Regions from separate parts of the Mus musculus genome. Here region 1 is linked to region 2. A link is a contact called in ENCODE POLR2A ChIA-PET data. All regions are on one chromosome and are shown on one strand. Each heading gives the region's core, a stretch centred on a gene start or an enhancer-like site at or near the end of the contact. The rest is flanking DNA. Distances are from core to core; before and after follow the strand shown. Region 1 holds the start of Pigm (phosphatidylinositol glycan anchor biosynthesis, class M). Region 2 holds the start of Vangl2 (VANGL planar cell polarity 2).

What was found. ChIA-PET counts read pairs that join two places held with the same protein, here RNA polymerase II (POLR2A).
Region 1: POLR2A ChIA-PET joins it to region 2 with 15 read pairs in Patski. The contact joins the promoter of Pigm here to the promoter of Vangl2 in region 2. POLR2A ChIA-PET finds 5 or more read pairs at or near these places in 2 of 5 experiments (Patski and embryonic stem cell).

Annotation. Positions count from the first base shown.
Region 1 is chr1:172,374,618-172,378,990 of GRCm38, reverse strand. Pigm (phosphatidylinositol glycan anchor biosynthesis, class M) reads right to left here and starts at 2,460. Exons shown (of 1, transcript NM_026234.4): 1 at 1-2,460. The coding sequence starts at 2,292. The coding sequence ends at 1,021.
Region 2 is chr1:172,025,761-172,030,083 of GRCm38, reverse strand. Vangl2 (VANGL planar cell polarity 2) reads left to right here and starts at 2,789. Exons shown (of 8, transcript NM_033509.4): 1 at 2,789-3,086.

The DNA of each region.
Region 1 (4,373 bases), core at 1,211-3,710, 350 kb before region 2:
GTTTCACTGTGTTTACTTCAAGTGATAAGTAGAAAGACCTGCTCCTCACAGCCTCATTTCTGTAATTCCTCAAATCCCTTACCACCTCTTGATTGTCCAATGACAGCACGCAGCACTCATGCTTTACAGCAAGCAGTCTTCCTTTCTATCCTGGAATTTTCAGAGTGTAGGATTTATGCCTTATAAACAATGTTCTCCTTTGTAACAATTTAGATGATAAAACCAGAAGAGAGCAAGTGAAGTTATACTCAAAACTTAGGCTTTAGCATCTAAATTTTACCACTTTTACAACACACCGCTCTCAGAGGAAACTCTAGAGGAAAAGTCTTCCTAGCAGTTAGAAAAAGGATAAGCATATACATGTTAATAATGCTCCATTTCGTTTTCTTAAACTCAGGTCTACAGTGGATGAGTTTAAATTTAATCTTTTTATATAAAATGAATACCACTGGTACTAATACTGAAAAACTCAATTACAAAACAAATACATGATCACAATTTAGATTCTTTGGATTAGTTCTCTTCTAAGCCCCCACACTTACTACAAAAATTTCAGACTTTCCCAACCGAGCATGGAACTGTTAATACTTAATACGTAAAAATGTTGTGCTTTAGGGATTTTGTCAACTTCCACCGCTGTCAGAACTGCAGGAAAAAAAAAAAAAGGCAGGGGCTGAAGGTACAACAGTAGCACCATGTGACAGGAACAAACGCTGCTAGAGACCTTATTCCTCTACTGTTCAAAAATATTTCAGCATCTTCTAGCTTCACCGGCTTCTCAACTGTGAAACAGGAATGGCTTTCTTCTCATCAAGCAAATGAGCCCTAAGACTTCTAAAGGATGGACCATGGACCTCAGTTCTTGGGCCCCCTTTATATATAAGGCCAACACTGGTTTTAATTTCTATTGGAACAAAGGAACTTTCACTAGAGTGCTTAGAATGTTCAGGGAGGAGAAAAATTCCAAAGCCTCCTAGTCCATACGGCAAAATCAGAATGTTGCAGAAGATCCAGAACACATTAGTCGTATTTGATTCTCTCCGTTAGGCGGTCCTCCTTGTAATGGGAAATAATCTGAATCAGTATGGAACAGTTGATCAGAAGGAAGAACAAACCGGCTAACCAAATAAACAGGAAGGTGTTCTTTCCTTGAAACTCTAGAACATATGCAGGAGCCAGCCATAAGGCCTGTCCTATGAACCAGAACAGTAAGAGGACTACGGCTCTTTTCCAAGGCATCCTCACCAGTGGCATCACCAGAGGCAGAAGGCAGAGATACCAAAGAAAGTACTGAGAGGTGCAGACTTTGTTAAAAGTCACAAAAATGGACGTATGAAGGAAACAGCAGAAGACAAGGTCTCTGTAGTAGGCGAAAGATGCGGCTGACAGCAAGATGAACTGTGGCAGGAACGCCGCAATCCCCAGAGTAAAACTCCACTTGCTCTCGGCAGTCAAATACAGCATATAGAAGTACGGAGAGAAATTATGGCGGATATCCCTCCTAGTTAGGTGATAAAAGTAGGTGTGCTCCAAAAACTCCCAACCGTACTTATAGTAAAAACCGAAGCTCAGGGCAACAAACGTGAGCCCTGCAACTGCTACGAAAAGCAGCACTGCCCAGCTACACAGCCTCCTCAGGAAGTCGTACAAACGAGCCTGGAAAGAGAACCGGGCTTGCCGGAGACGCTCGTCATCGTCGCGCTCGGGCCGCAGATGGAGCGCTATGGGGAGGATGTAGGTCACCGGGTACATCTTCATGTGCACCGCGAAGCCATAGAACACCGCGGCGCACGCGATGAGCCGTTTCTCTATGAAGTACAGGGTCGAGAGAACCAGGGAGGCGACGATGGAGTCCGCGTTGCCCCGGCTGGACACCGCCATGGGCAAAGGGTTGAGAAGCCAGAAGACGCAGTAGCCACAGGCTTGGCGGCGCCCCAGCCCCTTGAGCAGCAGCAGGCGGTACAGGAGGAAGGCGGTGAGGAGATCGCAGCTGATGAAGAGAAACTTGCCGAAGAGTTCGCTGAGGTAGACGTTGGGGGTGAGGAGCCAGCTCAGGAGCGGGGTGTAGCGGTAGGTCGCCCGCAGGTACGGGGAGCGCCCTTCCGTGACGAAGCGCGCGGCGTCCGTGAACACGTGGTAGTCTATGTCGGTGTACCTCACCAGCAGAGTCCGGTCCTGGAAGACACCGTAGAAAACCAGGGCGACCCGGGCCAGGAAGGCCACGCCGAACACCCCGGCGGGCGGCACCCGAAAGTTCAGGATCCATTCCCCCCAGTGCATGGGGTAGCTCATGGTCCGAGTGCGGGCCACCCGCCCGGCCCGGCCCGGCCCCGGGTCCACACTGCGCCCCTCTCGCTAACCGTCCTCGGGCTGACGCCTCTCAGCCGCCGGGAGCATCTCCTCTGCTACAGCACCGACAGGAAGAACCGAGGAATGATCACTTCCGGCACCCCAAGTCCCGCCCCCACGGTACTTCCGGCCTCCAGCCCCGCGCGGGCTCTCAGCTGTCTCCGCGGAACGATTGCCTTCCTCGGGATTGGCTGTCTAGCGTCCGCAGCTTCCTCCGGCGAAGGCGGGATTTCCGGTCCCTTATTGGCGACGCTTCCGCTGTCCGGAAATCCCGGAGTGGCTGAGATGTCGTGGACCTGGGACCTGGGTGAACTTTGTTTTTAGTAACCAGAGCTTCCGCGTTCCCAGCTCAGATCTACGGAGGAGGACGCTGAACACAGTGAGCTGCTACCTGCTGCTACTTACATCCCGCCCAACTGGCTTGGAGGACTGAGAGTGGGAAATACAGATGGAAAGAATAAGCCTAAAATAAAATAGTCTTTTTACCCTGATAAGAAGGTTCCTCCTACCGAAATACGTCTAGATTGTCTCCCCTGGAGTACTGTCAACTCCGTTCTTTTCAAGAACTCTTCAACTAGGTCAAAATCGGCCGTCAACCCACTCCGTTCACCCTACCACTATTAGTTTCTTGCCAAAGACTCCAACTCTTTCATTCTTTTCCTGATTTCTTACTGCACTTATAATTGACTTTTTAAAACTTCATACTCTTTTTTTTTTTTTTTTCTGGTTTTTCGAGACAGGATTTCTCTGTATAGTCCTGGCTGTCTTGGAACTCACTCTGTAGACCAGGCTGGCCTCGAACTCAGAAATTCGCCTGCCTCTGCCTCCCAAGTGGTGGGATTAAAGGCGTGCGCCACCACGCCGGGCCAAGAACTTCATACTTTATTTTACAATGTTTTCAGTTTCAAGTAAATTGTTCGTGAGAGTAGAAAGTATTTCTTTATTTCTTTGTACTTTCTTGTAATGTATTACAGTCTCAGACGCATGGTAACTGACGCAGACTGCCTTGATCTTACAAACTGAGCCTGCCCCTAGGGAATGTCTTCTAGATTACCATAGAAGTGGCTCCATTCGGCCTAGACATCTCTCATCCTACACTTCACATTTATCCTTTGAGTGAGCCGTATTAACCTCTAGTCATAGTCTGGTATGTCTGTGCTTTGATGTAATTACATGGTGTAGATTAATAACTACCTCTATTGGTTTTTTACTATGCATTGCCCATAATATACTGTGATAACACATTACCATTCAAATAACCTTATAACTAAATTGTAGGGTTCTTGAGAGTAGAAAGTATGTATTTCTTTGTACTTCCTTGCATTACAGTTGCAGGCACATGGTAACTGACACAGACTGTCTGGCTTGATCTTAGAAGTCGAGCCTGTCAAGAGTTATTTGAATGATACTGTGTTATCACAGTATACGTGGCCTAAATTATCATAATTGTTATTTGTTAAGGACTTATTCCCAGTTGTCAGACATACTAACTACTTTTTAATGTAAAGTAGATATCCCTATCTGTATCAATGAGCAAAATCAGGATTTATGGAGAATAAATAAAACATAGCCAACTAGTAGCAGAACTGGAATTGAAAGTAGGCCTGTCTAGCCCAGGATAACAATGATTGTGCGACAAACGTTCAAATAAAACGCTGATATGGAATTCTAATTTCCATTTCTTTTTCTCAATCTCTTCTTTAAGTCTTTCTGATATTCTCTCTCATTGTTATGCTTTATATCCCTGGTTTGATATTTCTCTTCCTTTGTGAGTTATAGGTAAGTGACGCTCAGTCTCCATAAAGAATATAAGAGAGATGTCTGAATATAAGTAAAGGGTTCTTCTTGGTAGGTGTTGTTGTTGTGATTGTTGTATTCTGGCAGAAAAGCCTCAGCTAGTTCTCCCTCTATGGCTGGCCTAATAAGTAGGAGAGACACCAATTCAGGAAGGAAAGGAAACTGCTAATCAAAAGAATCAGTCTCTCCCTGGAGTCGCATGAGCGAGCTGCAGAAAGTGGCAGAGC
Region 2 (4,323 bases), core at 1,540-4,039:
AAACATAACAGAGTCTCACTAATAGTATCAGGGATTGGTGCTTGGCCCTGGGATGGGTCTCTGGTTGGGCCGGTTATTGGTTGGCCGTTCCCTCAGTTTCTGCTCCATGCCCTGTCCCTGCATTTCTTGTAGACAGGATAAATTTTGGGTCAAAAGTTTTGTGTGTGTGTGGGGGGGGGGTTGGTGTCTGTATTGTTCCACTAGGGTTCCTGCCTGGCTACAGGAGGTGGCCTCTTCATGTTCCATATCCCCAGTGCTGTGACTCACAACTAAGGACACCCCCATTGAATCTTGGGTGCCTCCCTTATCCCAGATCTCTGTCTCCTCCTGGATATGCCCCCTACCTCCTCACCCCCATCAGTTGCAGATTTCCATTCATTCTCATGGCCATCTGGCCATCCCTGACAGGAGGGTTTTAAATTCTAAACTAGCCTTACTACCAGAAGAGATCTGGACTATGGAATGAAACAAATAAACCCCCAAAGTCCAATTTGTCCCCCTATGTATTCCTTCAGGTTCCTGGCCTCCCTAGTTTCCAACCTCCCTCTGACTCTGCAGGTTTTCCTCAAAGGGAAAATTGTGGTTAGATGCCACCTACCTGGGTGCTCTTCTTCTTCCTAAAGAATTAGGCTAAGTCCTTCAGATCCTGAATGCCTGACCCTTGTCTTTGGGTCTTGGCTTCACTACTCTCTGAGATTTGAAGATGTGTGAAATTCATTCTAAGGGCGAGAGTGGAGGCTTGTTCAGAGAGTTGTTGGATAGGAAGCACTAGAATGATTACATTTAATGTCAGACACCTGTTTAAGGCAGTACTCTCCTTGCAGATGTAACTTCTCAATTACATCTGGTTCTGGGAGGAGAGGAAGAACTGAGTGTATTCCCGTTTCACACTTAACAGACATCAATCCTGAAGTCTCCCGTACGTACGTTCGTGACATCTTGACTTACATCTCAAACTTCAGCTGGGGCCCGCTCTACAAAGTCATTTGTAATTCTGACGTCAGAAACTCATTTCCAATTCTTTGGGGCCTGTCTCCGGGTCTGGGAAACAAGCTGGCAGAATGTGAATATAATTTACACTAAACATAAAAGAGATCCTGCCCGCAACGTAATGTGGCAGTTCTAACACTGTCAAGTTATAGACTAGTGCTCAACACTGGAGGTGTGCTTTGGACAGGTAAGGGGACTCTGAGGTCTTTCTGTCTCCTTTTACTGTCTTCCACTGTTCTGCTCTTTCCTTGCATTCCTGGTGTGGTTACAGGACCCCCAGAGCAGTCCAGTGCCTGGCACATGACAGACGTAGGTGAAGGAAGGTCATTGTGTTTGCAGAGACTGTGGTACTTGAAACTATGACTGTATTTCATTCACGTCGTCTTAACGCTAAGTTCTTTGCTAATATGCGGGAACAGTGGCTGGAGAGAAACAAGGGTTTGGGCAGAGCTGAAGGGAAGCAGCGTTTGTTTAGCTTCTTCACCTTTGAACAGCCATATGCGGACAAAGACAATCTGTCCTCATTTGGGGACTGGTTCGAATGTATAACAGAGATGTGCCTGAGTTTTAGGGAAGACTCCATTAGAGAAAGGAACAGAGACTGGGAGTCGCCTTCTCTGGGATTTCTTAATCACAGGGTTGGGAGGGGCAGGTATCAGAATTGGAAGGTGGAGATGGTGGGGGTGTGGAAACGTGTTCGAAGATGCTTTTGAAGCGGCACTGTTCTAGGTAAGTGGCAGGTTACAAGGTAAATAGTACTAGCAGCAATGTAATAATGTAATAATACTTTTGCTTTCATTCACTCCGAGGGCAACCTGGCCTTCCCACAGCTACTTTATGGTGGGCTCGTCCCTGTTGGGTTCCTAGGCACTTTAGCAACTCTAACTGGTTTGTTTCTTAGTGTGCTCTGAACTGGAAATGCCCTAAATGTGCCAGATATTTTATTCTAGCCTACATTCCCTGGGTCCTACCTGCAAAGCTAAATTAGCCAAAAGTTTTGGAGTTCCGCATCCACCCGGGTTTTTTTTTTTTTTTCCTCTCTCTCTAGGCTTCCTGGGAGAAGGCCCCCCTCTCCTCTGGTGCCCCAAGTCGCGGGCCCTCGTCTTCTCCCCCTCCCCCTCTCCCCTAGGGCAGGATTCCCTTTGTAATTAATCCCAACACTCAAACCAGAGGGGAGGAAAACGTGTTAATGAGTGAGCGTCCCAGTCTGACTAGGCGGTCTTCGCTCACAGCTAGAACACCGAGTAATTAAATTATTTTTGGAAGAAGGAGGGGTATGGTGTCAGGGAAATACCGTATACATGGGAGAGGGGCCTGTCTCTTGTCACTAATTAATATCAGGGATGACCCTTTTCGCAGTTCTAGGCCGGAGGGGACCAATCTTCCCCACGTCTCAGATTCCACTGGAGTTTGTGAGACCAGGTTTGTGGTTCTAAAGAAGAGAATATGGCCAACATCAGGGCCTAGGGGAAAGGTTTTCAATCGGGGGTCGAAGAAGACAGCTCCAAGAGGGGCTGCGGGCTGGACCAAAGCCAAGAGCCGAGGCAGCTTCGAGCACACCTTCCTGGCCAGGTCTGGAAGCCAGGAGCGGATTCCCAGGATCCAGAGGGCGCAGGGCATGGCCAGGCGCAGGGCTGGGGGTGCCGCGACTCGGGGAAGAGCCGGGCCGCAGACAATGGACGCAGCAGCGGGAGGGGCGGCGGCTGCGGGAACAGCCGGGAGGCGGCACCTGGGAGCTCTCTCCCCGCCCCCTGCCCCCTTCTGGTCCCCTCCCCCTCTGGTCCCCTCCCCCTCCGCCGCCGGCTCCAGATCTGATTCCTGATCCCCGATTGCTTGGTTCTGGGTCCCGCCATGGGAGCCTGAGTGCCCTGCAGTCCCCTCCGGCCCCCTGCCCCCGGGGCCTCGAGGGGGAAACAGGCGAGTGGTCTGGGACGGAGCCGGGGTGAGCGACCTCAGGAGCCCCCCTCGTCAACCCCCATCGCCCGCGCTGCCGGTTCTGGAGCGCGGAGTTCGGAAAGACCGGGTGCGCTGCGGATACAAAGGCGCGGAGCGGAGTGGGGCGTGCGCCCAGTCCACCGGGCTGTTCGCAGTGGCGGGTGAGTGGCGGGCCGCGGGGGCGCGGGCAAAGTTTGCGGAAAAAAAAAAGGAAAGAAAGAAAGAAAGCAACAGAAAAAAGAAGGAAACCATGCAAAAGACCAGGGAGCGCCCGGCCCTGGAGAAAGCAGGATGGCTTCTGGGGGAAGGGGGGCTTGAGGCACCCCCTTCCGGTCTGTCCTCCACTGCACAGCGGAGTAACCCCAACTTTGGGGAGGGGAAGGGGCGTATGGGGAAGGGGCGGAGCCCAGGCCTTAAGAGCCGGGGACTTTCCTGGGCCGGGGGGCCCAGGGCGGGCGCCTGAACGATCCCAAGGGAACCCATTGAAGCCGGGGATTGGGTAGCGTGTGTTGGAGGTGGTGGGAGAGGCCGTGGAAGGATCGGAGGCTGGAGGTATTGGAAGCTGAAGGTATGTAGGGATGCATACACACCTTTGGAGTGTGGGGAGGAAGGGGCAGGTATGTGTTTAGGGGGTAGAGTGGATCCTTGAGAGATGGCCCCGCACAGCAGTGTGTGTGTGTAGCCCAAGGATGGGACTTGCGGCGATACTGGTGAATGTGTGTTGGGGTGTGTGTGGGGAACCAACGACATCATATTTGTCCCTTGTCCTATTTACTCATCGAAGGTCCTAAGCACTGCATTAGTGAGTTTTAAAGGGTTGGTTGGGGGATCAGTATGCATGATTCTTTGTTTTGTGTGTGTATGTGTGTGTGTGTGTGTGTGTGTGTGTGTGTGTGTGTGTGCATATACGCTTTGACGTACTGCGTGTTCCTGCAGGTGGGCCCTGGGTTTGGATGTGTAGATGTTTCTCTCTCTCTCTCTCTCTCTCTCTCTCTCTCTCTCTCTCTCTCTCTCTCTGTGTGTGTGTGAGAGAGAGAGAGAGAGAGAGAGAGCTGACCACACACATCTGCTGTGTATTTGGGTATGTATTTGTGTGTATACTCAAGGGAAGGGGTGTGTGTCTGTGTGTGTATGTGCTGAGAGAGGGGCTTATGGGAAAGAGATGGGCAGGTATTAGAGAAGGTGGGTTTATAAAAGCTGAATGGGTGGTAGGCATATATGGGGTAGGTGTGTATGCACCTGTGTGGTGGGAAGGGGTGTGAGTGTGTGTGTGTGAATCTGTGCTCTTGTGAGTAACCTGTACTGATGGATAGCTGTGGATATGTGCTCGTCTTTGCTAGTGTGTATTTTGAGTGTGTATTGGGGGTACCTCTTGTCTCTGCAGGCAGATTTTCCTGG